Regions from separate parts of the Homo sapiens genome. Here region 1 is linked to region 2. The links are chromatin loops, found by intact Hi-C in ENCODE. Cell type or tissue: heart left ventricle. All regions are shown on one strand. Links, peaks and the distances in the headings refer to the core of each region. The heading gives the core; the rest is flanking DNA.

Region 1 (16,496 bases), core at 6,440-8,939, 69 kb after region 2:
GACAGTAGTGTCCTCCCTTCACACTCCCTTCTTCCTGCCTTGGATTGGAAATGATGGAGTTATGGCAATCTTACAATCAGGAGAAGTCAAAGATGAAGGCAAAAACTGGCTAATTAAGAATGGTGCAGCAGATATGTAGAAAGAGACTAGATGCCTGGTGACACTTCGCTCAGCTGAGGTGAATGAACATCAGCCTACTTTTGGGATTCCTTGTCATGTAGGACAACAGAAACAAAGTAGAAAGATATTTGTATAAGACACTCTGAGATGGGTTTTCTGTTACTTACAGATACTTGCCACCTGAACTGCTAACAACCTTGCTTCCCCAAGCAGCTTCAGGGGAGCCCTTCCTAAAGCAGTAACGAATGAAGGAGGCTGCTTACCCTCTCTCTCCCCACAAACCCCAGCCAGCCAACTCTGGTAGTCACAGGAATGAAACATGCTGCAGACATTTCACTCCATCTTGTCATCATCTATTCACAGTGTGGAGCAGAACCTCTTCCTTCACTCTTACCACTCACTTGCTATTTAATTTCTACTCTCACTGTGTATACTAGACTCACCTTTTCATCAATAGTAACCACAGAGCCCATTCTCCTGGCTTTCTTTTTTAACCTAAGAGTCAGCTGATTTGCTACATCATCCACCATTTGGAAAAAACAGGATAAGCGAGAATTGTGTCTCTAATAAAGAGTCCATTTATAACAAGCTATTTTGTCACCAACTTCTCCAGCTTGTAAGCAATCAATTCCCTTCTCAGCAAATTCAATAACTCGTTATCGTCTTCAAAACCAGATTTGTAGTGAGTAGAGACAGAGGCTGAATTGAAGAGACTCCCAATACTAAGTCGATAAAGAAATCACATTCTCACCACCAAGGTAGTGCATCCTTAAATCCCAGAGAGCTCTATCTTACATAATTTAGTAGTATTCTATGTTAATGAAAGAAAGTCAGAGGATGTGGGGAAAGAGAAAAACAACTACCATATCATACCCTAATTGGCTGCTTCCTGAGACACACAAACAAATGTTTATCAGCCAAAGAAGATTACGAGCCAAAGAAGGTGTCTGGATTTTTGCTTTATTTTAATGAGAAATATTAAATACTATTTTTTTTTACTAAGAAACATTAACAGATCTAGGGAACTTTGCAACAAGTAACCACAAACTGGGTTATCTGTTTTTCACTTCCTTCTATAAAAGTATAACATTCTTTTAAATTAATCTGTATATTTATTATAATGTTTCCTGTTGCTTTGTGGTTTCTGTACGCTTGCCTAACTCCGTGTGTCAATGATTCTTATTTTATCAATTAAAATGCATTAAGCTGCAAGTAACAGAAAAACCTATCAAAGGGTTCTAACCACAAGAGCTTTTTTTGTGTGTTTAGCTATCAAGAAGTCTTGAGGCAGTCTGTCCTTGAGGTTGTTTAATGACTCGGTGATGTCATAAAGTACTAGATTTCTTTCTATCATTCCACCCTGCCTTCCCCAAAGAGTTGGTGATGTTGCAAGATGATTGTTACAGCTCTCAGAAGCAATCCTCATAAGCAAAAAGGCAGAGCAAGGTTGGGCATGGTGGCTCAGGCCTGTAATCGCAGCACTTTGGGAGGCTGAGATGGGAGAATTGCTTGAGGCCAGGAGTTCAAGACCAGCCTGAGCAACATAGTGAGACCACCTTCTCTATCTATAGAAGAAAAAAAGGTAGAGCAAAAAGACAAAGACAAAATGGATTCTCTTCATGGGTCTCACTTATTTAGTGAAGAAACATTTTTGCAGCAGCATTCCAACAGACTTCCCTTTGAATTTCACTGGCCAGGAACATATCACATGGCAACCACTGGCTGCAAACAGGGCTGGGAAATTTACTATGGCATCTTCAACCTTTCTGTAGAAAAAGGAAGGGAGCTGGGAACACTTGCTAAGTAGGCCACAAACATTGCCTGCAAGAGGATAAGCTTTCAGAGATCAGCAATTGCATATTTTTATTTGTTGTCTGTTTCCTTTTGTAATAAAACAATATATAAAAACAATAATAACAGTAAATATACTCAAATAGTACTTTGAAAAAAAACACCCATAATTTCATCCCATTGCAATGATTTTTTGTGTTTGTATTATCTTCCATTCACTGTCCATAGTCCATATTCATAAATATTTTATCTATTAGTAATCTAATTTTGTATTCTTTTCCATTTAATACTACATCATAATCATTTTTTCTGTTGTCCATAATTATAATTTTAAAGAAAAATAATTTTTCATGGAGATTTTAATGTCACAGTTTACTTAGCCGTTTCACTGTTATTGAACCCATAGGTGATTCTCCATTTTTTGGCTAAAATAGATTATACTATAATATTACCTTTGTGTGTGGAAAGCTTTTCAGCTAGTAGATTATTTTAAGGGCAAAAAAGGTTATAAATATTTTTATAACATAAAGTGTTATACTCTCACACAACCATAATGACTGTTGTAGTTTAAAATTTTACTAGCAACATATATATAATATATATTTTATACATATATAATAACTTACATATATTATATATATACACACTTTTGCAAATTTAATCAGAACCTCACCAACATGATATTTTAGATGACTTTTTTTCTGATTCATCAACTATAAAATGTTACTTTATATTTTATTTCTGACCTTTTCCTTTTTCCTGGTGGGAAGACCAGGTAACTAGTCCAGCCAGGGTGAATCTTATAGGACCATAGCTGGGGCAAGATAGTTTCTTACCTAAAGCTAAGTTAAACCAAAATGCTATAGTTATTATCTTTGAAGGGTATATGTAAAAGAGATTTGGGCTGATTTTTATTTTCCTCCTTGTTTTTTTCTAATAGGAAAATGAATTGGATTACTTAAGTAATGAGTATAATGCAAATGCTGCTTAGGTAATGACTATAATGCAAATGCTACTTAGGTAATGAGTATAATGCAAATGCTGCATTATACTCATTACCTAATAGCATTTGCTATTTTTCTGTTAATGAGCTGAACTGTGGTATAGGTGTGTAAGCTGAAGAGGAGGGTCCAGGCAGGTCACCCAAACATGGAGAGCCAGGGAGCCGAGCAGGAATCCAGGGAGGTAAGGCCAAGGCTCAGGATGTCCACGGAGACCAGAGCAAGGAACAGCACATCCGAGTGGGCGAGGGTTCCTGTGTGCTCCTGAAGCAAGGCAGGAGACAGACCAGACCATTAAAAGGCCCAGGGAAGAACAGATTGTTTCTTTGATTGCTGCAAAGGCATTTCCTTGCTGTTCTTATTAATCTGGAGTAAATTATCTACACACATTCTACAACATGGCTTTGTCATTATAATATTGATTTATTCATTCCTTTCACAAATATTTATCAAGCACCTCTCATGTGCCAAGTACTGCTGTAAGCACTGGGAAGCAGCATTAAAGAAAAAAGACAAAAGTCCCTAACCAGAGAGGAAGGTTACTTGTTATAAAGAAATAAAAAGGGGCCGGGCACGGTGGTTCACGCCTGTAATCCCAGCACTTTGGGAGGTCGAGGTGGGTGGATCACTTGAGGTTAGGAGTTCGAGACCAGCCTGGCCAACATGGTAAAACCCTGTCTCTACTAAAAATACAAAAATTAGGGAAGGAAGGAAGGAAGGAAGGAAGGAAGGAAGGAAGGAAGGAAGGAAGGAAGGGAGCCAGTTCCCACAGGATCTCACAGGCCATGCTAAGAACTAGGGATTGTTACGTTCTCCGTATGAGCAAATGTAGTTGGGTTAGCAATGACTTACACTTTATGTATTTATTTATTTATTTTTGAGACACGGTCTCGCTCTGTCAGTCTGTTGCCCAGGCTGGAGTGCAGTGGTGCGATCTCAGCTCACTGCAACCTCCATCTCCTGGGTTCAAGCGATTCTCCCGCCTCAGCGTCCCGAGTAGCTGGGATTACAGGCACCCACCGCCATGCCCGGCTAATTTTTGTATTTTTAGTACAGACAGGATTTCACCATGTTGATCAGGCTGGTCTCAAACTCCTGATCTCAAGTGATCCTCTCACCTCAACCTCCCAAAGTGCTAGGATTACAGGTATGAGCCATTGTGCCAGATCAATTTACCCTTTAAAGGAATCACAAGTTGCTGTTTGGAGAAGAGATTTGTTGGGAGGAGGGATGTTGTGTAGGAAGCAAGAGTGAAAGCTAAGAGACCAATTGGAAGTTGCTGTAATAGCCTAAGTGAGGAATGCTAGAGGTTTGGACTAAGATGGAGGCAATGGAACTGGTGAACAATAGTCAGATTCTGAATCATTTTTAAACATAGAGATGACAGAATTTGCTGATAGATTAAGTGTGGCATGAAAGAGAACAGGAGACAGCATGAAAGAGAACAGGAGGCAGCCACCATGAATCCTAGGTTTTTGGCCTGAACGGCTAGGTTGTGAATCAGTAATGCCTTTTACCATATTTTAGAATGCTGGAGGAGGAGGAGGTTTGGAGGAGAAAATCAAAAGTTCGCATATCTTAAGTTTGAGATTAGATACCCAAGTGAAGATGTTGAGTTGGCAGTTGACTATATTTGTTTGGAGTTGAAGAAAACCAAAATATTTCACCCAAAATACATGGTCCAAGCCCCTATTCTTTCTGTAAACCTCAAGATGGTATATAAGCTTCTGAATCCCATAGGAGGTTCAGGAGTAATTACTCTGTGGTTCTCTCCCATGCACATTAATAAATTTATAGCCATTTATCCTATTAATCTGCCTTTTATCAGTTGATTTTTCAGCAAACCTTCAGGGAGTGAAGGGGAATTTTTTTTTTTTTTTGGCCCCTACAGAGTTCAGAGCAGAGACCTGGAGGGGAGGTTTAATTTTAGAATCACCAACATATAAAGCCACAAGCCTGGATGAGATCACCAAGGCAGTCAGTGTAGGTGGAGAAGAGAAAAGGCTCTTCAACAAGCAGAGGTTGGGGAGGTGAGGAGAGTTCAGCAAAGGTCACTAATAAGTAGCAGTGGCTGGAGAGATGGGAAGAGAATCAGACGAGTTTGGGGTCCCGGAAGCCCCGCAAGGAAATTGTTTCAAGAATTGCTTCAATTAACTATGTCAAATGCTGCTGAAAAGTCTAGTAAGATAAAGACTAAGAATTGATCTGTAATTATGCTCTGGAGCTTGCTAAACTCTCAAATGCCTCAAGTAGATAAAAAGCCATGAAAAAGCAAACCCAGCAATTGTCTCTCCCTGTACTATTCCAAAATGACATCGACAGGATAGATTTGTCTTTATGTAAATAAGGATCCATTGGCTGGTACCTGGAAATCCCAAAATTTGTTGTCATTCCTTGTTTGAGATGTAGGTTATTGTACTTGGGCATGCCTGAGGTTGCTTTTCAGATTAAATGGATAATAAATGCAAAGTGTAAGGAACAGGGTCCAGTGTAGTGTAGATGTTGGCGGCGTTAGCTATAATTGTAACTCGACAGTATTGAGTCTTGCTTCATTTTTAGCTCTCATTTCAGGCTGTTGCTTAGCAGTGTTCCAAAGATAAGCACTAAGTTTTCTGGAAATGATTGAAAGTAATCACAGCATCTTACAGCTGAAAGGACTGTAGAAGTTAATTACTCCATTCTCTTCAGTTGGCAGATAACAGAGATCCAGCAATATTAGATGACTTTCTGAAGGTTAGCTACCACATTAGTGGAGGGACTCAGACTAGAGCATGGGTGTCCCAGTGCTGAGTCCTTTAAAATTAGTTATAGTAGAGCTCACAATTGGAGAATTGAGCATTCCATGACAAGGGACTTTTTTCAGATGACTGAAGCTTATTCCTTTTAACCACCAAAACTTAATAACAACCATTATCACTTTTTTTTTTCTTCCAGACAGGATCTCACTCTGTCTCCCAGGCTGGGATGCAGTGGCATGAACATAGCTCACTGCAGCCTTGACCTCCTGGGCTCAAGCAATCCTCCTGCATCAGCCTCCTGTGTAGTTGGGATCACAGGCGTGCACCAGCATGCCCAGCTAATTTTTTTATTTTTTGTTGAGACAGGGTCTCACTTTGTTGCCCAGGCTTGTCTTGAACTCCTGGGCTCAAGCAATCCTCCCACCTCTGCCTCACAAAGTGCTGGGATTACAGGCATGGCCCATTATCACTTTTGATTAAAATCCTCTACTGCTTTTGATTAAAACATGTCTATACAATGAAGTCATTCTAATCTAGAGGGTTTGAAGTCCTCAAAGTCAGTTTTTCTTGTTACTTTCTTTACCAGTTGCTTTAAGGTTTGAGCAATCCCTTTGACTTGTAAAGCAAATGACAACTTAATTCGATTGTGTTACAATATTATCAGATTGATCCTTTGATATTTTTTGAAAAGACAGAAATCCAAGAACAGCAACAAGCATGTGATTCTGCCTCTAAGAGCATCCACGATTTTAAGTATACATTTATTTATATTATACATGCATATAGAACTATAAATGTATTATTGTGGAGATCTCAGTGCACAACGCAGACCTGTAACTCATGAAGAAATTAACCTTAAATGAGTCAGTATTACCTTTCCTTCAGTGTGTCAGAGTACATATGGAGCTTTATATATATATATATATTTACTGAAATAATTTTTGTCTCTATAGCATTTTTTCATAGAGAAATTCTGAATCACTTCATTAAACTCCTAAATACTGCATGAGAAATGAGAGATCAGATATTATTATTCCTATTCTAGAAATACAAAACTAACGTCCCCAAATATTAGATATGCACAGGGGACCTATACAAACAGGAACAAAGCCCCTTTCTCTCTTCTGCTTCTCATCAGTCAATCTTTGAGTCTCATCCAAGAGTCTGAATTTAGCCTTCAGTATTTTCAGCTGTTCCAGGAATAGACCCTGCCAGAAAACAAAGCCCACTGATTCCTGGTGCTCACAAATCCACCCTCGACTCTTCCCATCACTAGTGACCACAGGCTCCGCCTCTGCCTTCTCTAAGGTCATGTGATCTCCGTTGCTACAACAACCGAGAATCCATCACATTTTGCTCTGGGGTAGCTCTTAAGTGTAAATTGCTAGTCACACTCTATCCAGTCTTACTAGATCAACTGAGCTGTGCACGTCCAGAGAATGGGGGAGCAAGAAACAGGCCAGAAAAAGTTTCCTTCCTTCCCTATCTCGATTTTGGTGCCTTTGATTAATGATAGATGTTGTTGGATGCTGGGTATGTGGTATGTCCTAAAGGAACAGCTGACATCTGGATAATTACAGGATGGTTGGGAGGATTAAAATTAAAGGAAGTAATTATTGTGACGTGCTTAGCAAAGGGCAAAGCATCTTGCTCAAAGGAAATGTTCACTAAATGTTCGTGGTGTGATTATTAGTATTTGTAGCTTCGTTGGTAAAATGTGGGAAGAGCTAATAATCATAGTTGTGGTTTATTTAATTTATAAATAAATTAAATTTATTTATTAAATTATACTTACATCTCACGATAAGATTACAAGGTCATTATCATTTTCCTCATTCCACACGTGAGAATGTAGCAGACTTGGGATGTGACAAAGGTTTCTCTGACTTTACCAAGCTTGTTCATTCATTTATTCATTCACTCGACAAATACTCACCAAGTTCCTGTGTACTAGGCACTGAGCTAGGCAAAGGTGAAAAAGACAGACCTGGTCCCTGCTTTCATGAGATTTAGAGTCTAAGGAGGGGTACAGGCAGGTGAAACCCAAATGTCATCACGTTCCAAGGTCAGCCCCCATTCTTTTTTTTTTTTTTTTTTTTTTGAGACGGAATTTCTCTCTTGTTGCCCAGGCTAGAGTGCAATGGTGCGATCTCAGCTCACCGCAACCTCCGCCTCCCGGATTCAAGCTATTCTCCTGCCTCAGCCTCCCGAGTAGCTGGGATTACGCATGCGCCACCACACCCAGCTAATTTTTTTTCGTATTTTTAGTAGAGACGGGGTTTATCCATGTTAGTCAGGCTGGTCTCAAACTTCTGACCTCAGGTGATCCACCCGCCTTGGCCTCCCAAACTGCTAGGATTACAGAAGTGAGCCACTGTGCCCAGCCTGGCCCCCATTCTTGCCCTGACACTTTGAATGCAAACCTTTTAAAATAAATCCACTCATATTAGGCAAATAAGAAAAGCTATTTCACTGAAGAATGCATAGGGAAAACCTCAGGAGGTACAGAGTTTACACTCCACAACACATAGCTCTCCTCTCCCCGTAAGCATCTTTGTCCTCTGCATCACCTCAATCCTTAAACTCCTCACCCCACCCTACTCTACCCTCAGTCTCTCAGCCCAGGTAGAGGCTGCTGGCCCAGGATCGTCCCTTTCACACTATGACTCTCCCCTCTGTATGCCAGACCACTTCAGCCTTACATCTGAACTCTTAAAAGGGTCCTCCCATTAGCCAGATACCCCCTCCTTAGAAGATGACCACCGAATTATAAAGAAACTATTTTTTCTTCTTGTTCCATAAGCAAACAGGCAGTCCTACTGTGCTGAAAAGACACAAGGAAAGACTTCAAATCTGGACATAGGGCAGCAGGGCAGGTGTCCTGGAAAAAGTGATATCTAAACTATGCTAGGGAGTATAGTTGCCTCCTCAACATCCATTGTTCAACTCTTGGTAACTATTCCAATTTGGTGGTGGAGGCAGGAGTAGGGGATATGCATACCTTCTACATGACGCCTACCTGCTTTGGGGAGAGGCAATGCCGTGGCTCTTAGCACAAGCCTAAGCTAAATGGTATCATTTCATACCCCTAGCCATACTTATTGGGTCAGGGGTGAGTAAGGACCTAATCTGGGCAATGAGACTGAAAGAGATGTTTGTGGGAAAGGGGGAGGCAGCATGGGGGAAGGGGCAGTCTAGGAAAGAAACAATTTCTTTCAAAGAACACAAATAAACAAGAGTGCCGGCGTCACTACCGCTCACCATCTGATCACCACGTGGACCACCAGCCTCAGCAGGAAGGCTATGCTGCCCAGCAGAGTAAGAAGCTGAAGAGAAACTGAACTCTTCCTGACCTGGTAGAGCTGCTAAACCAACCCTGGTAATGTGAGCCTTTCTTATCTAAGGCAGTAGAGCTTCAGCTGACTGTTACTTGCAATCAAATCCAACCTAACTGATACAGAAGGTGAGATCTGATCAACAAGTGGCCAATAACCTTGAGAAGGGCGTAGGCAAGTCTCAGATCTACAACTTAAAGAAGTTGTCCATTTAAATGAGGCAGTTTGATTTTCAAGAAAATCATAAAATACAGGACAAGTCCTACATACCCTTAATTACCAGCTAGATAATACAACAAGAAAAGATATCTGATTTATAGTCACACACACCATATCACAAATTTCCAAACTTAATTTTTAATTATTATTATTATTTGAGATGGAGTCTCACTCTGTCACTCCAGGCTGGAGTGCAGTTGTGTGATCTCGGCTCACTGCAACCTCTGCCTCCCAGGTTTGAGTGATTCTCCTGCCTCAGCCTCCCGAGTAGCTGGGATTACAGGCACATGCCACGTGCCCAGTTAATTTTTGTATTTTTAGTAGAAACAGGTTTCACCATGTTGGCCAGACTAGTCTCGAACTCCTCACCTCGGGCGATCCGCCCACCTAGACCTCTCAAAGTGCTGGGATTCCGGGTGTGAGCCACCATGCCTGGCCAGATTTCCAAACTTAAAATGGCTAGGAACTATGTGATGTGACTTTTAAAAAGAAAACCTTCAAAACTTTGTTAGAACATTTAAAAGATGATTCAAGTAAGTGGAGAAATAGAGCCAATTCCAAGATAAAAAGACTTAATAACACTAAAATGTCTATATGACCAATAGAATTAAATTTGAATTAAATTGAATTTATAGATTTAATACTATTCTGATCTAAAGCCTAGTAAGTATTTTTTTTTAATGGAGTTTTGCTCTTATCTCCCAAGCTGGAGTGCAATGGCATGATCTAGGCTCACTGCAACCTCCACCTCCTGGGTTCAAGCAATTCTCCTGCCTCAGCCAGTAGCTGGGATTACAGGCATGTGCCACCAGGCCCAGCTAATTTTTGTATTTTTAGTAGAGATGGGGTTTTGCCATGTTGGCCAAGCTGGTCTTGAACTCCTGACCTCAAGTGATCTGCCAGCCTTGGCCTCCCAAAGTGCTGGGATTACAGGCGTGAGCCACTGTGCCCAGCCTAAAACCTAATAAGTATTTTTAATTTCACAAAATTATCCTAAAATGTATGTATGAAAATAATAAGAATACCATCAACAGGGAGTATAAAAAAGACACAGAAAAGTTTCTACCAATATCAGCCATTAAAACTTGCTATATAATAAAATAAGAATTAAAATAATGCACTAACTAGATCATAGATTAATGGAACCAAATGAAGAGACTAAAAAGGCCTAATAATTTACAGTAGCATTTTTGTGAAATAAAGTTTAACTATAAATAATTAAATATATGTACACACTTAAAATATATCTATCAAAAATAGCTTTTGAAAACAGCAGGAGGGAAGGAAAGTGTGTACAGACACGCCTAGTTGTCTGACTAAATGGCCTTTCCCAAACGCCTTCTCTCCTGCTGTTTTTTCTATAGAAAGAGAAATATGAAATACTTTCCCAGCCACCATTGCGCTAGGTGTGACCTTATGACACAGTTCTGACTAATAAGACATAAGAGGCCTGGGCACGGTGGCTCATGCCTGTAATCCCAGCACTTTGGGAGGCCAAGACAGGTGGATCACCTGAGGTCAGGAGTTCGAGACCAGCCCGGCCAACATGGTGAAACCCCGTCTCCACTAAAAATACAAAAAAAAAATTATCTGGGTGTGGTGGTACGTGCCTGTAATCCCAACTAATCGGGAGACTGAGGCAGGAGAATTAGTTCAACCTGGGAGTCGGAGGTTATGGTGAGCTGAGATCTCGCCACTGCACTCTAGCCTGGGCGACAGAGTAAGACTCTGTCTCAAAAAATAAATAAATAAATAAAAATAAAGACATAAGAGAAAGTCTGCTGGTAGGTTTGGAAGAAAATGTTTGTTTTCCTGATTAAAAGAACTGACGTGGCTCTTACTGCCCTTCCTTCCTGCTTTGAATATAGAGGCTCAGCAGCCATCTTGGAATCATGAGGAGGTAGCATGAGAGAAGGGCCCAGAGCATTCCAGTCTCCAGGACCCACATCACAGAGACACCAAAATGCTGCCAACCCTACCAACTGCGACTTCCTATAAAGTGAGAAGAAAAAGCCCCTTTTTGTTTAAGCCACTGTTAGTTGGATTTTGTTACTTGCTATCAAATAATATAACTGATACAAGTTTTATTTGATAAGAGGTTTTGGAATTTGTGATAGCAATTTTAAAAGTAACTAAGTACTTAATATACTCTAGGTGGATTAAGTTAACTTTTTATGTTGAAAAAAAGAACAGAACATTGAATAAAATATTTAGCACATCTGTGAGGAAGAACTTTTTCTTGAAATTTTATAAGGAATTGTAAAGAAAGAGATAGGTACACACATGTATACATTTTAAACTTCTGTACAATGTAAAAAAGCAAAAACAGAAGAAAACAAAATATAAAATATGAAAAATATATATCAAATACGATAGACTATAGGATCATAAATAAAATATACAAGGAGCTTATTCAAATGTATTAGCTGTATTTCATCATTTTGATAAATGGGCAAAGACTATGAACAAGCAATTCCCCCAAGGAGAAACAGAAACAGTAAATAAACACCTGAGAAAATGTTCAGCCCTAGGAGTAATCAAAGAAATGCAAATTAAAGCAACCTTGAAATATCATTTGATACCTACTAAACTAGCATTTTGAAAAATGATGGGTTGGCAAGGTGACAGCGCTATTGGCGCACTCATCCATTTCAGGTGGCACTACAAATTAGTACCACTTTTGAGAAAGCAATATGGCAAGCATGGAGAAACATCCATGCCCTTTGGCCCAGCAATTCCAGTTCTTGTAATTGGCACTAAGGATAGTAATTCAACCGAAGCAAAGGGACAGACTCCACACTGTTCTTCAGAGCCTCAGCAATTCAATTAAATCCAATTAACATATATTTTACACCTTCCTTCTGCCAAGCAAAGGCAACAGGGAGTCAGAAATTAATAAGACACTGTGTGTGACCTCAGGGGGCTCACAGTCTGGCAAAGGAGCCAGGTGGGTAAATACATTACAAAACAGTGCTGTAAGTCCAGCAGTGGAAACATAGATGAGGTCAGAAGAGCTTGATTTTCATGATGAGGTGGGTGAGGTAGGTAAGCAGAGAGCTGGCAGAGTTGAGAAAAGATTATGAAGGAGACCATGTAAAACTATGGGGAAAAAGGCACCAAGAATTAAAATAGCAAACAATTTAACTATATATTCACAGTAGTGTGGGAATATAAATTCCAGAGAAGGTTTGTGAAAAACCAAGATTTGCGGCAGAGTGAAAACAGAGCTCTATTGCCCTTGTTTGACACCTATAACAGCAAAAAAAGAAACATTCCTAAATGACCAACTTGGAGATATCTCTTTGTGAATTGTGGTACACAGTGGACCATAATTCCACTACAAGAATGAAAATTATGAAAATATATGACACTTAAAAATGTTTATGAAATGCAGGCAGGATACCTGGGGGAGAGCAGCTGGTCCTGACAGCACTTAGCATTGCTCCAAAATTCACCATTCCTTCTTTGTTATCATCACATTTCTTTTATTTAAATGTAATTAACACACCATAAAATTCACACATTGAAAGCACACAAGTCAGTGGTTTTAATATATTCATGAAGTTGTGAAACTATCACCTCCATCTAATTCCAGAATATTTTCATCAACCCAAAAAGAAATCCATTACCAGTCATTCCCCATTCCTTCCAGCCCTTGACAACTACCAACCTACCTCTTGTCTCTAGAGAACTGCCTCTTCTTCCCCTTCTCTGCCCTAATCCCTGCTGTCCTCCTGAGCCTGAGTAAGCAGGGGCCATGCCCTCTCTAATGCCCTGGCCCCGCATAGGGACACTAGCCCTCCCCAGAGTGCAACAGACGGAAGGCCAGTAAACACCACTCTATTAAAAGTTCAGACATACAAATGGGAATTCAACACTGTCATGCAAAACTAAGGAATCTGCCTTACAGAACACGTAGCTCACTCTGTGAGACCCAACCCTTCTAATTTAGTCCCTCCCTTCCTGAGGTGAGTACCACCTTAGCACCCACTTCCAGCTTCCCTCCCTGACATTTAGAGCCAAGACCACAGGACCGGTGGAACCGGTGTGAGGAGAGAGTGGGGCAGGACCAGGAAGCACCTCTTCCTCTGCTAATGCACGCAAAGGAAGTCTGGTGCTGCCTTTAATTTTTCCACTAAGGAACTTGGAGGAGGCATTGTGTGGTGGCTGGGTCTCTGGCTGCTTTCACCAAGCTTATTATCTGTTTTCCTCACCAGACTTATCTCCTGCAGGACGCTGTTTTGTTCTTTTTCCAGGGACATTAAGCGGAAGTGTAAAAGCTGTGGTTCTCTGTGGAAATGACCACAGATTATTTTCCTTGCCATTTGTATAGGCCTCCTTTTCCTGACCAGCTAGGGAGGACACTGCACATTTGATGGTGACATTTGACCTTTTTGTTTTATGTGCCGTGGTGCATTCTCTCTGGTAGCCTCAGAAGTTACAAGACCTTACCTCACTCTTCAGGAACAAACTACAGCAATGATTCATCTCTCTGTATTTCCCAGCCTCCTGATAAACTGCTAAGTGAAGATGGGGAGGAGCCATCACGTCGCGTTGATAGAATAGACACAGAGGGGACTTGGTGATGTATTAGGAGGAGCACTGACCAGAAGTCAGGGTATCTGGGTTTGGGTTTAACCTCCTTGGTTCTCAGTCCTCTCATGGATGAAGTGAGAGTTGGAATAGAAAGAGGTCACAGCAGGTCCTTCCAGATTTCAGTCCATAGTTTCTCTACATTAGTAAGGTGAAAATAAGGTCTCACTATTTAGGAGATTCTGGTCTCAGGATCCTTGAGGGAAGAGAAAGAAAAGGGAGGGAAAGGGAAAGGGACAAGAGGAGATGAGAAAGCACAGAAGGGAAGGAAGGGGAGAAGAGTTGGGGGCACAGGAAGAGAAGTGGGGATCCAAGGAGGGAGGGGAGGGAAATGGAGGGGATAAGAGGAGAAAAAAAGATGGGAAGGAGATGGGAAAGGAGGGGAATAGAGGAAAGGAAACAGAAGTAGGAGGGGCCAGGAGGAGAGACGAATGGCAAATTAGTAAGACTTCTTTAGAAAGAAGATGGGAAGTTCACAGGTTCTACAGACTGGAGAAAAAATTATAAATAAATAAATAAATAACAAAGAAAGAAGATGGGAAGAACAGAACTAACATTTCTCTTTTTTCTTCTTTTTTTTTTCTTTTGAGACAGGGTCTTTCTCTGTCACCCAGGCTGAACTGCAGTGGCATGATCACAGCTCACAGCCTCCCAGGCCCGAGCAATCCTCCTGCCTCATCCTCCAGAGTAGCTGGGACAACAGGTATGTGCCACCATGCCTGGCTAATTTTTTATTTCTTTAAATTTTTGATAGAGATCTTGTTATGTTGCCCAGGCTAGAACTAACATTTCTGATGTCCTACTAGATGTCAATTCTCAAAATACTTTGAAGGTAGATAATAATATTGTTCTTTTACCAACAAGGAAATGATTCCCCTTCCCTGCTTCTGAATGAACATTATGTTCTCCCTCAAGTGATTTTGGTGCAGTTGGGCAGGTTTTAAGATAAGCTGGGCTAAGTGATTTGCTCCAAGTATTAACATTAGTCAATCATGATGCTGAAATTCAGCCTCAGGCCTGTCTAGCCCGGAGACCTGTGTTCTTTTCACTCTACTAAGCTGAGAAAAGAAAACACAAAGAAAAGCGAGGAAGGGTTTCATAGTGGATACCTCTCCATGCATTTAATCAAAAATAGGCCAAGAGACTCTCTTAATGAAATCCACCCTCCAAAAAAAAAAAGAGAGAAAAGTAGTCTGAGTTAAGTAAAACCAATTCAGCTCAAGGGAACAGAGTCGAGATAGTCTCATAGGCATTTCCAGGACAGCCGACCTTTTCCATAATGAACACTGCTCCCTCCACAATGATGCAGCAGTAACTCTCACTGCCTTACTCTTTAGTAGTGATCTAGATTTAACAAGAGCGCCTTGCAACTTATAGTATATTTGCAGTCTTTAAAGCACTTTCACATTCTTGATTCCTTTTGACCTCTAATAATAATAATAATAATAATAATAATAGTATTAATAACTTAGGAACTGAAACAAAGATTTTAGAGTCAGACCTCAGTTTAATCACCACTCTTGCCGCTTAGCTCTGCGACCTTAGGCTGGTTAAGAAGAGCCTCAGTCTTCTCTCCTGTAAGATGGGGATAATAAAAATGCCTACCCCATAGGGTTGTAATGAGTATCCAAAGAGATAGAACATGTTAAGTGTTGCCCAGCACATAGTCGTGTTCAAGAAATGTTAACCACTATTATTTATATATATATAAAAAACACATATATGTCAGAAAAATTATCTGACATTTGAAAATAGGCAGAAAATATTACTGATTATTGGGTCTTCTTTCAGTGCAGTATTGAGCTTAATTTTCTACTGACTTTACACTCCATAGGTGCAGAGGTTAACTTAAAAATTTTTGTCTGGTAAAGATGCAAATAGTTTCTGTGCAATAGAGCCAATAAGCACAAAGATTAGTTTACTGTCCTGTTGGACACCAACCAGTTTTAACTCATCAATCTTATAATATTTTTAAATTAAATTTTACACACACATAATCTCAAATGCTTTTTGAATCAGTTTTAACATCTTAACGTTCACCTCAATAAATACATTCTTTGACAGGTATTCATATTCTATTTTCCTGAGAGAGATGATTTTACCCTTTTGAAAATTACACTTAATAACATGGAACCAACCTAAATGCCCATCAGTGATAGACTGGATGAAGAAAATGTGGTACATATACACCATGGAATACTATGCACGCATAAGAAGGAATGAGATCATGTCCTTTGCAGGGACGTGGATGAAGCTGGAAGCCATCATCCTCAGCAAACTAACACAGGAACAGGAAACCAAACACTATATGTTCTCACTCATAAGTGGGAGTTGAACATTGAGAACATATGGACACAGGGAGGGGAATAACACACACCAGGGCCTGTTGGGTGGGGGGTGAGGGGAGGGAACTTAGAGGTCCATAGGTGCAGCAAACCACCATGGCACACGTATACCTATGTAACAAACCTGCACGTTCTGCACGTGTATCCCTTTTTTTTTTTTAAAGAAATAAAGAAAAAAAATAAAGAAAAGAAAATTACACTTAACATTAGACAGCTAATATGGGTAGGCCTGCCCCATTTAGTAGAGGGACTGAAACACAAAGAGATTTTTGACTTGTCGACAGCTAGAAGCAGAATTCAGTTATTTCAAATTCTAGTCCGATATCTTTGTTCTATTTTATGCCTCTGACCAAA
Region 2 (16,496 bases), core at 6,481-8,980:
ATGGCTTTGATTTTAAAAGCTTCTATGTAAAAAGTATTCAAATTCATATATTTCATTCTTTATTTTTCAAGTATGTGAATTTTAAAAATACTGCCTTTTATAATTTCAATTTCTCCTTATTTGAAAGGAGAAAAATCTGATAAGCTGTTTCTTCCTATACATTTTTAAAATATTTTATTTTAGTAATTTTCGTATTTGTAACAGAGTGCTTACTAGAGGCAAAAAATGAAGAGATTTATTTTGACTGCCACATAGTGTTCTTTTCTTGAAAAGATAAATAATGGTGCTCCTTTGGTAGCTTTAAGTTTGCCAGACAAACTTTTAAAATTAATTGGTTTATCCTTGTCCAGATAGCTGTTTACTAGGTAAACGGGAGAATAAAGCCATTCTCTTGGTAATAAAACTTTTAAAGAAGTTGAGTTAACTATAGCGTGTAACTTATCCACACACGTGAGTACTGCAAACATGATATGGAAGCATAATCCAATCACTACTCTTTCTTTACTCCAAGCAAATAAGAGTTGGTGCACTGCACTGGTATATTATAATGAGTAATCATTATTAACACAAAGCCCTTTATCGCTTATATGATTTAGAATTAGAAAATGGCCTCCTAAATTTTAACAGCACAAACCCTTATAACTATTAATACAGCCTAAATTGTCTTGACTGCTGTTTGTAGTATATTTAAATCTTATTTTACATAATTTTGACTCAATATTTTAATGGTTACTGGGGTAAATGGTTTACTATTTATGTTTTTCAGACAGCATAAAATAGAGGATGCTGCTATAACATATGTAAGTGAAAATGAAGAAATTAAACACGAAGAAAAACCTGGAAAAAGCATACATCATTCAAAATCACATGTTGGAAGAGGACGTATATATTATGCTAAATTCATTAACACAAATGCAAGAACATACAATGAACCATTTCCCTACATAGATCCCAAAAAAGGGCCAGAAATACAGGTTGGACAGATGTTCATTGTATACAAATAGAGATTTAGATTCAGATGCTGTTTTGCAGAATAATTTGGTCACAGACTATAAAGGATGAGACACATCTCAGAGTAGTACTTATCATAATCCAATAGTTAAAAGCAGTAACCTGAAACTATTTTGCCAGCTGACTTTTACATATAAACAATACGGATACAGGGAGGGAATCTAAGTAATTGTTTCCCTAGATTGGGTCAGATTATTGCCACAAAGTAGTGCTTTGGGGTTACTAAAGAAATTTCATGTATTTACGATATATATTCTAATATAAAAATGTCCCATGATACTCAGTAATTCACATACCTTCTGTAAAATAATAATCATTTATTGAAAGCATATGAAGTTCTAGGAATGAGCTAAGTGTTTTATATAAATTATATTCTTTAATCTCTACAACAATTTCTATGAAGTCTTATTGGAAATAGTTTACAAATAACACATATTCCTTTGAGGTTAATTAACATATCTGAGATTAAGTAATAAGCAAATGTCACAGTCATATTTCTGTCCCAGGGCTGTTGGTTTAGCCAAACCACACTTCACTGACTATCCCATGCTAAAAATATTCCATTATCTTTTTTACAAAGTCAGGTTTGTTGCGGTACAATTTATTGTATTAGTTTCCTATTGCTGATGTTACAAATTTTCACAAACTTGAAAGCTGGTTTAAAGCAGCACATATTTATTATCTAGCTTAGAAGTCCAAAATCCGTCTCACTGACTGTTGCCAGGCCTAGTTCTTTCTGTGGGCTCTAAGGGTGGATGGGTTTCCTTGCCTTTCCCAGCTTCTAGAGACTGCCCATGTTCCTTGGTTTATGGCGCCTTTTTCTTTGAAGCCAGCAACACAGCATCTTCAAATCTTTCTCTGACCCACTCTCCTGACTCTCTCTTATAAGGACCCTTGTGATTAGAATGCACCCACCCAGATAATTCAGGATAATCTCCCCATCTCACAATCCTTAATCACATCTGCAAAGTCCCTTTGCTATGCAAGGTAACATTCACAGATTTGGGGCTTAAATCACGAACATCTTTAGGGACAGAGAGAGGGAGCATTATTCTACCTACCCTTACACAGTAAATTAGTTACCCTTATATAGTGTATAATTCTCTGAATTTTGGCAAAGGTGTAGTCATGTTACTCCATCACAATCAAGCTATGAATCATTTCTATCACCCTCAAAAGTTCCCCTATGCCCTTTTGTGGTCATTCCCTTCCTCTACTCCAACAGCTACTGATCTGTTTTCCATAGTTTTGCCCTTTCCAGAAAGTCATGTTAATGGAATTACCCAGTATGTAGCTTATTGAACCAGTCTTTCAGAATAAAGCATCTGGGATTTGTCCATGTTGCTGCAGTATGTCACTAGTTCATTCCACTGTGTTGCTGCTACACACTTGCCATGTGACTTTGGGCAAGTCACGCTAAGCTTCAATTTCCTTATTTATGTAAGGATAGTAATTGTCCCTCTCATAGGGTTTTTATGAGAATTAAAATATTTTTGTCAGTTACTGTTCTAGACACTAGAGATACAGCAGTGAATAAAGTAAATGGGGGAAAAAAATCCTGTCCTTACATAGCTTACATTTTAGTAAGGGAATAGATCAAACAAGTAAGCTGTATTGGAATGTTACATGGTAGTAAGGGCAGCATGCAAGGCAGGGTAAGGAATGCTGCAGGCAGAGCTGCAATTTTAAATTGGTGGTCAGAGAAGGCTTCACTGAGTGACATTTGAGTGAAGACCAGAGGGAGAGTGAGGGAGTGAGCATGTAGGAACCTGGCAGAAGAGCATTCATAATGCACAAAGGAAGCACTCACTAAACATTAGCTCTTAGTAGCAGCAGAATCCTAGTCTACTGCTCTCTGCACAGTGATGGGGACTTATTTGCAGCTGAGAGCAGGATTCTATGAGAGAAGACCTAGTACAGTGCTGAGCCAGGCAAGTGTTCAACAGATGGGATTCAAAATATGTCACAGCAAAGGTAATAATTTCTCATGTAGGTTTTTTCCAGCATATTTGGAAAAGGAAATGTGTACCATCTAAATGGTCTCAGACCACTGTGCCAGTGTCAGCCTCCTCCTACTCCACTTCTTTCCTCATCTCTCTGTGTGTTAGGTATAGTGATTTAACATTTAGATGGAGATTGCTTTTTGTGAGCTCTCTTCGTACTGATGACATCTGTTCTTGTCATGGACAGCACACCATGGCTGTGAATGTCAGATCTTCTTGGGGCAGGAATTCCTGTGGTTAAATGTTCTTTAATTTCATGAGCTAAACCCCTTTAAGGGCCATATTGAGGGTACTTCATTTTGTACACTTGCTTATGCTCTCGTACCAATTATTTCAGAAAGAAATCAATTGTTATTGTTAGACCAGACCTACACTGGGGAAATTAATTTGGTACCAAAATCCAGATTAGTGAAGTTCTTACATTTCTTACAAAGGCTCATGAATGACTCTGAGCTCTAGTTCAGGGTTGAATTTAAAACTGTTCACTGAACTCATCCTTACATTGGCAATACTAAGAAAAAGAAGCTGGTTTGAGAATAGAAATATGAAACATAAAAGTTTAAAAACTTAATCCCAACTAATTTTCTCTTACTCCTACTCTATAGGTATGTTGGAAAAAAAATGAACAAAGGTGTTAAGAGCTGCTATCATCAAGACTAGGTGACAGAATAGTAGTAGAATCATTATTAGCACTGGACCTTTAAGAGATGGTGAAAGTGAGTTTGAGATGAAATAAGAGCTCAGATAAGGGAATCTGTCAGTGAATATGAATGAGGAGAGTTACAGAGAAAGACTGAAGATACATCACTGAGTTACAAGCATGTCTGATTTGGGTGTGGCAGGAAGGGAGTGTGTATATTTTAAAAACATAGCCTGGGCAACATGGTGAGACCCCATTTATACAAAAAAATAAAAATAAAAAAATAGCTGGGTGTAATGGTGTACGCCTGTGGTCCCAGCTACTTGAGAGGCTGAGGCAGGAAGATTGCTTGCACCTGGGAGGTCAAGGCTGCAGTGAGCTATGTTCATGCCATTGCACTCCAGCCTGAGTGACAGAGTGAGACCCTGCTCAAAAGGAAATAAAATTGGCTGGGCACAGTGGCTCACACCTGTAATCCCAACACTTTGGAAGGCCAAGGCAGGAGGGTAACTTGAGCCCAGGAGTTTGAAACCTTCCTGGGCAACATAGTGAGACCGAGCGCTACAAAAATAAATAAATAAATAGCCAGGTGTGGTGGCAAGCCTCCGTAGTCCCAGCTACTTAGGAGGCTGAGGCAGGAGGATGGCTTGAGCTCAGGAGTTCAAAGCTGCAGTGAGCAATGATTGTGCCACTGTGCTCCAGCCTGTGCAACAGAGCAAGACCCCATCTCTAAAAACAAATTTTAAAATAATAAAATAAAAACCAAAAACAATGAACTTAAATGTACTCATTTCTAACTATCCAAGAAATAATAAAGAATGTATATTTCACATATTTGTAAACTGTTCCTTTAAGATGACAGGTTTCTTTTTAAAGGTTAGCCTGGTTAAGAAAAAAACTGGTTGACGGTAATGCTGTCTTTATAATAAGAGTAAAGAAAATAAACTTGCCTAAATATTTTAAATGACACCTGTTGTTTTAAGTGTTTTTGCTAAGATAATATCTTTAGGATGCAAGACGAGATTGGTTGGTTTTATTTGTTTAGAAGATTTTTAAGATTTCGTACATTTCTACCTAGGAACATAAAATTGGGGATGCTAAAAAAAGTAAGTTGTTTTAGCTCAGTCACTTCCAAAGAAAACTGGTTTGATTGTCTTATATTTTTGGCTGGGTGCGGTGGCTCATGCCTGCTATCCCAGCACTTTGGGAGGCTGAGGTGGGCAGATCATGAGGTCAGGAGTTCGAGACCAGCCTGGCCAACATGGTGAGACCCCCCCCCATCTCTACTAAAAATACAAAAAATTAGATGGGCATGGCGGTGCGTGCCTGTAGTCCTAGCTATTTGGGAGGCTGAGGCAGGAGAATTGCTTGAACCTGGCAGGCAGAGGTTGCAGTGAGCCAAGATCGTGCCACTGGACTCCAGCCTGGCAACAGAACAAGACTCCATCTCAAGAAAAAATAAAATAAAATAAAATAAAAATATTTTTAAATATTGGTACTTTAAAGGAGATTATACTAGGTTGGTATTTTCAAAAGTTTAATTTTCAGAGCACTGACCCTTGCCTACATGCTTAACAAAATAAATTTGCAAAGTCAAATATGTTTTGGAAAAGCTGTATTTTTATAAACCTTTCTCAGAGCTTCACAATTCACATTGGTATATAAAGGTTCTGAGAAATCTTGTGATAAACTTATTTAACTTTGCTTTTCTCACTATTTCCCAAAGTCATTTAACTGTGGACTCCTTTGTATAACACCTATTAATATGCTGGAGAACTAGTGTTCCACAGAACACAATTTTGGAATTTTTTATGGGGGGGTGCATTATGAACTGCTTAAAAACATTTTTTTAAAGCACTCATAGCATCTATAGCAAAATAGAGATGAATTTAGGTACAGTGTAACCAATGTGACCTTAGCTGCCCTAGTGTTTGTGATAGTACTTCAATTTTTTAAAGCCACTGAGCTCTACCAACAAAATGCGATTGTTTATGTTTAGGTTTTGTCAAAAGCCCACATTTCCTTGGGAATCCACAAAGTATGATTTTATGTTCCACAGATGACCACCACCAGCCATCTTGGCTACGCGATTGTGGCTGTGGAGCTTGGCTTACGACCTCTTGCATTCACTTAACTAGTTCCTCTAGGATACTTCACTTGCTTTTTACTACTTCTCCTCTGAGGATTCTCCCTTAATTTCTCAAAGAATGGAAAATAGGTAATCTTTACTAAAACATCTCTGAGAGCTTAGGGATACTAGGAGTATAACATAGAGACTGCCTTACACTGGCTTCCAAATGTGACTAAGGGACCCACAGTGCAACAGCCCTTGGCCTTCCCAGAGCTGCAGGTTAGAAGGAGCCCCGTCATCCGGAATCTCCAGGCAACTCCTGACCATGGAACCCAGTGACTATCATCCTGGGGCAGGAAAGAAGACAGTCCTTAGACTGGTAGGGATAACTCCTCTCTGGGTCCAAAGTTTGAGTTAGGCAAAACCCCCTCTACAATCTGCAAGATATGATCTGTTCCCCAGAGCCTAGACAAAGCCATCACGCTAGGTAACTTCCCAGCTTATTTTGTCATAAATAACTGTGTTAACCCCCCACAATCCAATGTAAGTGATGGTACACAGAACAGTAAATTTTTTGTTAGTCTTTCCCTTCAGTATGATACAAAGGTAAAGACGAGGCTCCATCCATGTCTTTCCTTAATCTCATAATCTTTTATGAATAAATGCTTGGACCAAAAGGGCACGCACATGTTGCATGGGCACATAAGCACTTTCACTCTTCCAGGAACAAACCAAACTTTTTAGGCATAAGGAAGACTATCCAGAAACAAGAAAGACAACCTTTTTTTTTGGACTGTAAGATTTCACTCAGCTAAAGTGAAGATGCATCCAATTTATAACACTCATCAGAACACTTTCACAAACTGCAGAGCCTTAAAGTCACCAGTCACATTTTAGGAAAAACTGTTCTCTATTTCCTTTATGTTTGTGAAACAAAGACTATTTTGGCAAAATTCTCAGTTTAAAAGAAATTTGCTCAAAAGATGAAATTATCTCTCTGCTCTAAGGCTAGCTTTGCATTATGCTTTTAAGAAAAAAATATAGCCAGGCGTGGTGGCTCATGCCTATAGTCCCTGCTACTCAGGAGGCTAAGGTGGGAGGATCACCTGAGTCCAGGAGTTTGAGGCTGCAGTGAGTTGTAATCGTACCACTATGCTCCAGCTTGGGTGATGGAGTGAGACCCTGGCTCAAAAAAATAATAATAACAAATAATAATAATTAAAGTCCATCAGCCATTTCCTAGTGGTTCGCTTATCCCAGAGCCATTTTTCCAGTAACTTGAGTATTAGCAAAATAAGTTTTTGATCAACAAAAGTAGATGATATGAAGTGTTTGTGTATGCTTTACAATCTTATCACAGAAGAACTTTCTCAGAATATTTACTGCTATGGTTTGAATGTTTGTCCCCTCCAAACTCATGTTGAAATGTAATTTCCATTGTAACTGTATTAAAAGGTGGGACCCTTAAGGGGTGACTAGGTCATGAAAGCTCCACCCTCATGAATGAAATGAATGCCATTATAAAAGGGCAAGTTTTGTCCCCTGTTGCCCTCTTTTTGCTCTTCTGCCTTCCACCATGTGAGGATGCAGTGTTCAAGGTGCCATCTTAGAATCATAATTACCAAACCTGCCAGTGCCTTGATCTTGGACTTCCCAGCCTACAGAATTGTGAGCCAGTAAATTTCTGATCCTTATAAATTACCCAGTCTAAGGTATTCTGTTGTAGCAGCACAAAACAGACTAAGACGTGCACTTACAGCCTCTATTTTCACTTCTTAAATAATTTCATTTGGTTTGTACTTAGCTGGTTTTGCATTCCACAGCAGGTTTGATACAGCAGTGCAGCACAGAAATTAGAGGTGTGCACAAAGAGGTTGGGGTTTGAATTGTGGCAGTGCAGCAGTCTGCTGGTGATATATCTTGGGGAAGTTACTTCATCTCCTGGCAGTTTTCTCATCTGTAAAGTGGATGTGCCTGCCTCATAGAATTGTGATGAGCTTATATAAGTAAGACAAGACCTATAAATCCTAGACCTTGGGGTGTAATAAGCACTATTATAATTGTGAAGTGGAGTGGAGAAGAGCTGCCAGAAGCAGGCGCTCTGACAACAGTAAGATGTGACTATTTTCAGCCAGATAGTGAGAAGACACCATCTGTTTAGTAATCTGTTCTAGAATTTTCCTAGGATCTACATCAAGTAGTCTTAATTTTTTAAATTCACCTTTTAGCCCATTCTGAAAAGTGAAGCATTAGCCAATCTATTCTCCAAAATCCCCTAGTTCCTAAATTTCTGTAATCTCTGCAGAAATTACCCCAGTTACAATTACCAATTATTCCATTACTCCTGCTTACAATTTGTCATTGGCCTAAAAACTGGCACTCTTATAAAGTGACAAAGTGAAGTCCAACTCTCTCATCAGCTCTTCAGGGCTTAGTTCTTTGGTATGTGTTCATCCCATCTTTTTCAAGTTAACTGTAATTTTCCTTAACAACCTCAAGTTGAATGAATAGTTCTGACTTTCCTGAACCAGATTCTTCTCTCCAAACTGTTAGCCGGAACACAAAAGATAACCTTTTTTGGGGCTGTAGGATTTCACTCAGCTATGAACAATTTTTTCTAGAAAACATTATTTTTGCTGCCTTTGACAATTGTATAAATTATCAATTTGTAAAATTTTATAAATTTATAAATGTCTTCTAAGTTTCTTGACAATCTTCTGACAAGCTGACTCCATTAATTATTTTTTAAATCTAATGTTGTATATGTCTTTTATACATGCCTGTCTTTTTAGAAACTAAGCTCATTTGAGAGCTGACTCCCTATGCAGCCACATAGGTTTTTTTTTTTTTTAAAGAAACATCTCCCTTTTTGCATCAATGTAGCCTTAATTGTATTGTCAGTATTTTACCTATTAGAATTGCATATTTATCCCCCTTGAATCATAGTTTAGAAGTCTTTGGCTATGGAACCATAGTTGATTTTCAAAAGGCAGACTTGCTTCCTTATAGCCCACGGTAGGTGTTTGATTATACCGGAAGTTACTTTCATATCCTAACTGTATTCCAGGAACTCCTAGGTGTCATAGGGTTTCTCAAGCATTTTCTTACTACCACCTAATCAACCAGTTTTAAAATATTTGGTCAGAATTAAGTTGAGTAACAGTTCCCCTCTCTACTCTCTCAACTTCCAAGAAATCAAATTGTCATACATGCTAATGAAGAATCTCAGTTTTCCCTTTCTTGTGTACTTAGGTTTTAGTACCAAAATTCAGTAACATTAGAGAGATTTCCCCTTAGAACAAAGTTTATCAAACTGAGTCATTAGTGAATGACAAATCAATGAGTTGCAGTCAGCAACGTGAAATGAAATAGGAAAGCAATAAAATAGAATAGAAAAATAGTTAAGCACACTGCATATAGTAAGTATTTTGTGAAACTTTTGTTTCAGTTTTATGTATGTATAGCATTGTGTGCTCTTGTATGACATAAAATGTATTTCATGGTTCAGGCTAGGGACTAAAACTTCTGAAAACCACTATTTTTAGATGATAATACATTATTTGTATTGTCATAATGAAAAGATTACAACATAATTTTTTAAATTAAATATTTTATACATACACGTGTACATATATAATAAAATCATAGTATAAAACAAATACAGCTATTTTGCTGATTTTTACCACTTCATTTGTTGATAGAAGGAAGGTAGCTTAAGAATTCAGCAGCTGTATTTTAGCTAAAAATTTGACAACTCATTTTCCAGTGCCTTCAAAGAAATACATTTTTTGTGAAAAGATATTTCCAGATTTCAGAACTCCACATTAGTACTGGGATATCCACTAACTTGTTAAATTGAATTACTGAATATCCATAGACATCAAGCAATACATGAAAATGCCCTACAGTATCCAATATTGTGTTTCCAATTATTTTCTATAAAGGGTGACTGGTGGTCACATGGTAAAGCACTGGAACCTGTCTTCCTACCACCTTACGACTCTAAGAGCACCCAGAGGAGTGACTTCCAAAAACCATCGTGTCCACTGGTTTTGCCAGTCAAACACAGCAAGATGCAAAAGCCTTCTTGTGGAATAGGTAAGGTTTTGCAGTGGTAAAAACCTTTTATGTTATCTCAAATTATTGCTACCAAAACTAAGATGTATTAGATGTCCGGACAGCTCCTGAAAATAATTACTTCTCTATGAAGTTGAAAATACACACACAGCAAATACAGCCCTTGGGAAGTTTGTTATTTCTTCCTAGTGGACAGTTTGTCTCCAAATGCAGTTAATATGACATAATGAAAATTGTATTGATCATTAATAACACCAGCCTCAAAGTCAGAAACTTAGTAGCATCCTGCTCATTGTTGTTGCCACCACATTTTAAGAGTTGTAACTATTGTCACTTCAAGGAAGGTAGCTGATGAAGAGGGCTATTAGATAATCTGTAACAATGACTTGTCCTTTAGAAAGATAATAAAGTTTCCACTTCTGGTTCAGGATAGCAGACTGAGCACACATATCTAAATTCCCTGCCTTCCAAGACCCTATTACTATAAATAGTAGCAAAGCAATAAACTCTTAAGAGTGAAGAGAATAGAAGGAAGAACTTTCTGGAACGTAGCAAAGACTAGAAGCCTATTGATAGATAAAAGAGAATAAAGAAGCAATTTCTAGAAGGAGATGCAGCAAAGAAGAGACAATCTGCCTGGCCAAAGCCCTGACTGAGCTACACGCCGAGCCAGCAGGCATAGTGGAAGGCAAAAATGAAAAGCGGGTAGGAGAGAGTCAGAGAGTTACTTCAAAGCCTGTCCCTTAAATAAAGGCTCCAGTCATGAGCACTCCACCCTATCCCAACATTAAGACTACTAGAGCCCAGTGTCTTAGCCAGATGTCAACTACCACACCAGTTATTTCGGTAAATCAAGCTGATCCCCCGTCCCCTTCTTATAAATGGACAACCAAAGATTAGAATTATGCCAGTTAAAAAAAAGATTTGGAGAATAAAGTCACGGAAGTATCACACAGCATAAAACAACAAAACAAAAGCTTGGAAAATGAGAAGGAAAGCAAAACAGAAGATCTGTTTGGGAAATCCAACTTTTCTGGAGCTCCAGAAAAGAGAAGAGTAAAAATGAAGGTAGATAATTAGCAAAACATAACATTTATTGAGCACATACTATTTGCCAGGCACTTTATGGAACTTTCTAAATATTAACTCATTTAATTCCCACATGAACTCTATGCAATATAATAGTGTAGTAATACTATTAATATTCTTATTTTTCAGATAAGAAAATGTAGGGAGGCAAAATTATTTTTTAACATTTTAGTGTTTTTGGCTGGGCTTGAGAATTAAATTGACACAAAGATCAACAGGAGAAAAGCATACAAATTTATTTAATACAAGTTTTACATAGCAGGGGAGCCTTCATAAGGAAATGAAGACCCTAAGACACAGAAAGAACACATATACTAAATTGGACAAAGAGTAGTACATTGTAAAAATGGGACAAGGCAAAGGAGTTTGGGCTAGGGTAATTGGGTAGAGAAATGACTAGGAAGATAAGGGTGAGTTTAACAAGGTTTACTTGTCTAGATTTCCCCTCACCTCAAATTCCTGTGCTTGGTAAGAATGATGCTTTCCTTCTGGTATAGGGAGGATATCTTTTACGTAGGAATTTCATCTCCTGCTTTTGAGAAAGAGAAGGAAGGTCAAACTGTTTTTCTTGCATCTGCTGTTTTTCAAGTGCCTTTAACTCAATATAGTCAATATGCCAGAGTGGCATTTTAGAGTAGCATGTTCTGAACTCCTTTGAAAGCAAGCATGGAGTTGAAATAACGTGCCCAAGGCTAGAGTGAATAATTGGCATTTGCACCCAGCTAGCCTGACTCCAGTGCATATACTCATAACCAGTACTGTATAGTACTCTACACAACCTCTAAAATAATAACAAAGTTTCCCTACATAAAATGCATTAAAAGGGTCTACTGGGTGCTTCTAAGTGTGAAGGGGAAAAATATGCACACCCTACATATCATTACAAAATTGCAAAACAGTCATCATCAACAGAAGATTCTAAAAGTTTCCATAAAGGGATAGAAAAATAAGTCACCATCTAAGAAATAAGTATCAACATGGAATCAGGCAGCACTGATGCAAGAGTACAATGGAGTTAATATCTTCAAAGTTCTCAGGGGAAATACTTTTTGACCTAGAAAAGGGAATTTATTTGGCACGGATACTAAACCATTTTTTTTCAAGTGGCACTGGGCATTACACCCACTGAGAAGGAAATGAAGTCCTGGCACAACATTTGACCCTTAAATGAACAAAATGTATGTAATTATGTAATACTATGCATGCTGTTTAGTAGTTTTCAACTTTTAGGCTCAATCTATAGACACGAGTTTAAATATGGTTACACAACAGAATGTATCTTAGCAGCTTTAATAAGAAAAGTAAGTGCACAACTGATAGAAGATGAGAAGTAGAAGAGAAGAAGGGTGCTAACATCATTATTTGCAATATAGGTAATCAGTTGATACTATCCAGTGGGGGTGAAACAAGGAATAGATGTTTAAGGTGAAAGGTCAAAGGAACCAGTCTAAAAACCAAATTTCTCTAACCCTGGCTTATTTACTGAGCTTCAAGTTCACATATCCAAACACCTACTTAACATCTCCTCTTGGATAGCTAGTCACCTTTTCAAACCTGATATGGCTGGAATAGAATGTTTCATTTCCTCCATCCAAACTTATCCTCCACTAGTCTTCTCCATCTCAGTGAATGCCACCTCCACTCTCCCACCAGGTGTTCAAGTTTTGATAAGCTAGAAGGCATTATAAAACTCTCTCCTTTCACTCCCTGCCCCCACATTCAATCCATCAGCAAATTGTGACACCTCTATCTCCAAAATAGACCCCAAATCTATTCCTTTCCATCTTCACTGTAACCAGTGCAGTACAGCTGCTATTACCCTGCTTCCTTTCTTCTTTCTCCATATATGTTTTCTGCATCATTGTCAAAGGATCTTTTTAAAAACACATGTGATATTCTCCTCCTTTAGATTCTCCAGTTACTTCTCAACGTTCATAGAATAAATTTCAAATTCCTCACTATGGCCTACACGGCCCTTTTTGATCTGTCAAATTTACCTACATTATCTTCTATTGCTCATAATGTGAGGATTTAGAGACAGAGAATATAACTCAGACCAAGGAGGTAGAGACACTCTCTGAAAGTTAAGCTTGTTTCCAAACCAGATTTATGTCTATGTACTTGTTACTGTATTTCCATATTTTAATTATATATTCTTGTAAATTAAAATCTGAATAAGAAAAGAAAACAGTTGTTTCTATAAAACATTCAAAATTGAATGTACAGACTTGATAAAAGGTCAATTGCTAACTTTAAAAAATGCTACTTAGGTATAGGCAAAATAACTAAGAGGAGTTGGACTGAATTTTTAAAATCTTGAAGGATTTTGCATTCATTTTGCTTGAAATTTGTCTTTACATTTTCATTCTGTGTGAAAGAAATAGAAACTGGAAATGATGCATTAGAAGTGTGGTTTGTACAAGAAACACAAAGTGGAATTCCAGTCAGTGGACACCTCCTCAAAGAAAATGGCTTGGCATGCCAATAAAAATTTGATGAACTGGTTAAAATATGTATCTACATATGGCATATGATTTTTTGCTTTAACTTTCTTTGGTAGCCAACCAGTCCCTTCCACATAACGAGCAGTTATGGTACTTCAGCTACTCAAGTTGAAGGGATGTAGAAGAGTGGTGAAAGATGACACTGGAGCGATGGGCTTTTTCTGGGTTCATAAGGCAGGGCTCAGTCATTTCATAAGGGATCCCCCAAAATCAGGGTCTGTAGATCTACTTAATTTGCCCAGAGAGAAATCCTCCAAACCTCTGCCTAGGATGGAGGACAGAAAATCCAGGAGTCCCATAAGCAGTCCTCTGCAACATCACCTTGTCCCGCTGCCCCATGCTCCCTGCCTCAGAGGTATGTGATGCCTCCCGATTCCCAGGCACTCCTGGAATGCTGTGGCATTAATTGGCTTAATTTTTACCCCATTCCCTTCCCCCATAGCACTTAACTTCCAGTTTTCTGCAGTTTACTTGAGTCTATTGCTACTTATCCATCTGTTTTCCAGCTTCCAAATTTGTTAAAATCTTCACTCTTATTTAGTTCTTTTCTTCCTTAAGGACGTAAGCCCTCTTAAATTTCTGTAGTGTGATTGTACTGGGGCTTGGGGAAAGAATGGGGGAAATGCACATTGAATTTGCCATGTTTAACTGGAAATCACAGCAACTTTGTCACCATCAACACTTCTTTTATAATATTGGTTCAGTATTAAACTTAGTATTATGTGAACCTGAACCCATTAAATTTAATCATCCTGTTTTGCTCAATTTATGAAGTGAGAATAATTCCTACTTTGCAGGATTGTTGTGAGAAACAACACGTAAAGTGCCCAACACAGTGTTTGCTACATAGTAGACAATAAATGGTAACTGTTTCTATTATCAGTTATTGCATTGTACTAGGTTATGTGTTGAGTTGAAATTTAGCTCAAGAACCTGGCATGATTCTCTCTCTGTTCTTTTATTGGTATTTCTTTTTCTTTCTCTGTTCTTTTGTTGGTATTTCTCATGGCCAAGTTCATTATTGTATCCTAGGGTCTAGTACAATGCCCAGATTCAATAAATATTTATTAGTTAAATGATAATTATACATTCTTCAACAAAGTCATAATGTAATTTAAAGTAACATGTACTGCACAATATAGGCCTGCAATTTATTCATATTTCAGGTATTTGGATATTAGATGAAAGTGATTTTTAAAAAACAAAATATTTTAATGTAACATTTAAAAATATGTATATAAACTAGTCTATATGTGCCAGATTTTTTACCATAAGCATATGAACATGCACATAAACATGCACTAATATGTGCATATAAATATGCACTAATACCAATTAAAAGTCATCTCATAGTCATTCTGTTCCATCAGCCCACTTAATTACGCCTGGACTTTGGCATTTCAGCAATGTTATCTTGTGCCGACAATTCAAAGTGCTCTTTATGTCTTCTACCACACACAATTTCCTGGCTGCCATCCACAGTCAGTTAACAAACAGCTATGCTCCATCATATTTGAGTCCCTGTAAGAATAAGTGTTCACATTTGGTTTTATATAATAAAACTTTATAAATTGGAAAGCCTAATCTAATATGTGAAGGGGGTATTTCGTACTTAAATAAAACCTTGCTGATTATCAACAACTTGATATTTCAATGTTCTTTTGAATTGCAAATTCAGATATAGTGGTAAAATTAATTTTCTAAAATAGGTTTTAGTTTGTGTTGCTTCTTTTGCACCAAAATGTAACAACAATTTTTTGCTACAGTTATGCTTTTTTCTTTTTACTGTATTTTGAAAATCTATACTATTATTTTTATATTAATAGTCTTTATATATAAGATCAGAATACTGAGAAGAGTGGGATTTAAGAGAAAAATATTACTGGTGAATGATCTTTAAGCAGACACAAAGAATTAAGAAAAGAACATTTCTCAAAGTAAAACTCCTAAGTTCTCACCAATAGAAGCAGCAAATTGTATGTTTGAATAAATCCTGGCTTTGCTGATAAAATATAAATGGTTAGATAGCAACTTGTTTAGAAAATTCTAATTTTAATTAGATCAAGTTTCCAAGAAACAGAGAGTGGATTTCAAACATTCTTCATGGACTTTGCCTTATTTTTTGCAGTTCTCATCAAATGAGGCTTCTTTCAAGTAATTACTTTGGGTACAATTTGAATTCTTAAGTAGAGTAACCACTAACAATCTGAATATCTTCTTTGATGTTTTCATGTTTAGATATTCCTCACTATTGTGGGCTTCTGTAAATGTCTCATATGCCTGTATAAATGAACACAGTCATTATGTTTAATTTTAATAGGTGTAATGCCTGAATAAGGAATTTCCCTTTATAATAACTCAGATTCCTTTCTCCCCCCTTTATTTCCGTGATGAAAAAGAAATCTTTTTTTTTTTTTTTTTGAGACGGAGTCTCGCTCTGTCGCCCAGGCTGGAGGGCAAGTGGCGTGATCTCGGCTCACTGCAACCTCTGTCTCCCGGGCTCAAGAGATTCTCCTGCCTCAGCCTCCTGAGTAGCTGGGATTACAGGCACCCACCATCATGCCCGGCTAATTTTTTAAAAATATTTTTTAGTAGAGACAGGGTTTCACCAAGTTGGCCAGGCTACTCTTGAACTCCTGACCTCAGGTGATCCACCTGCCTTGGCCTCCCAAAGTGCTGGGATTACAGGCGTGAGCCACCATACCCAGCCAGAGAATTATTTTTAAAGTTATTATTTGTGAGATTATGGAAGGTTTTAGATTACTATTTAAAAGATTCATTTTAATTGATTTGACTTCCTTCTGAAATATTTGTTTTAGTTATTTGCATAACAAGCTACCTCAAATTTAATTGCTTAAAACAACAATCATCTTATTAGCTCAATGTTCTGCAATCTTGGCTGAGTTCAGCTGGGTAGTTCTTGGTCTGGTCAGTGATGGTCACTTGTGTGGCCACATTCACTTGGCAGATGGACTGAGGACGGGACTCAGCTGGGATGCAGGAATGACTGGGCCTCTCCTTCTCCAGGTGGTCACTCCACGTGGTTTCTCCAGCAGGGTAGCTGGACTTCTTACTCCCAAGAATGCAAAAGCAGAAGCTAT

What was found. A loop is a pair of places that touch in the nucleus more often than their neighbours do. Peaks named below come from ENCODE experiments on the same cell type or tissue, not always from the same donor. Only the 100,000 strongest peaks of a DNase experiment are listed, where the experiment ranks them.
Region 1: it touches region 2 in a loop (7-fold over the local background); 4 of 110 quality-filtered maps call a loop at or near these places.

Annotation. Positions count from the first base shown.
Region 1 is chr2:54,403,029-54,419,524 of GRCh38, forward strand. No RefSeq gene overlaps it. Among named protein-coding and RNA genes, the nearest start is that of SPTBN1, 45 kb to the right of the region's middle. In heart left ventricle, for the core only: no CTCF peak of the experiment used is centred there; no DNase peak of the experiment used is centred there.
Region 2 is chr2:54,334,051-54,350,546 of GRCh38, forward strand. It overlaps CIMIP6 (ciliary microtubule inner protein 6), which reads left to right. Exons shown (of 5, transcript NM_001100396.2): 2 at 767-974; 3 at 9,670-9,823. Among named protein-coding and RNA genes, the nearest start is that of CIMIP6, 11 kb to the left of the region's middle. In heart left ventricle, for the core only: a CTCF peak has its summit at 7,813; no DNase peak of the experiment used is centred there; H3K27ac peaks cover 294 bases.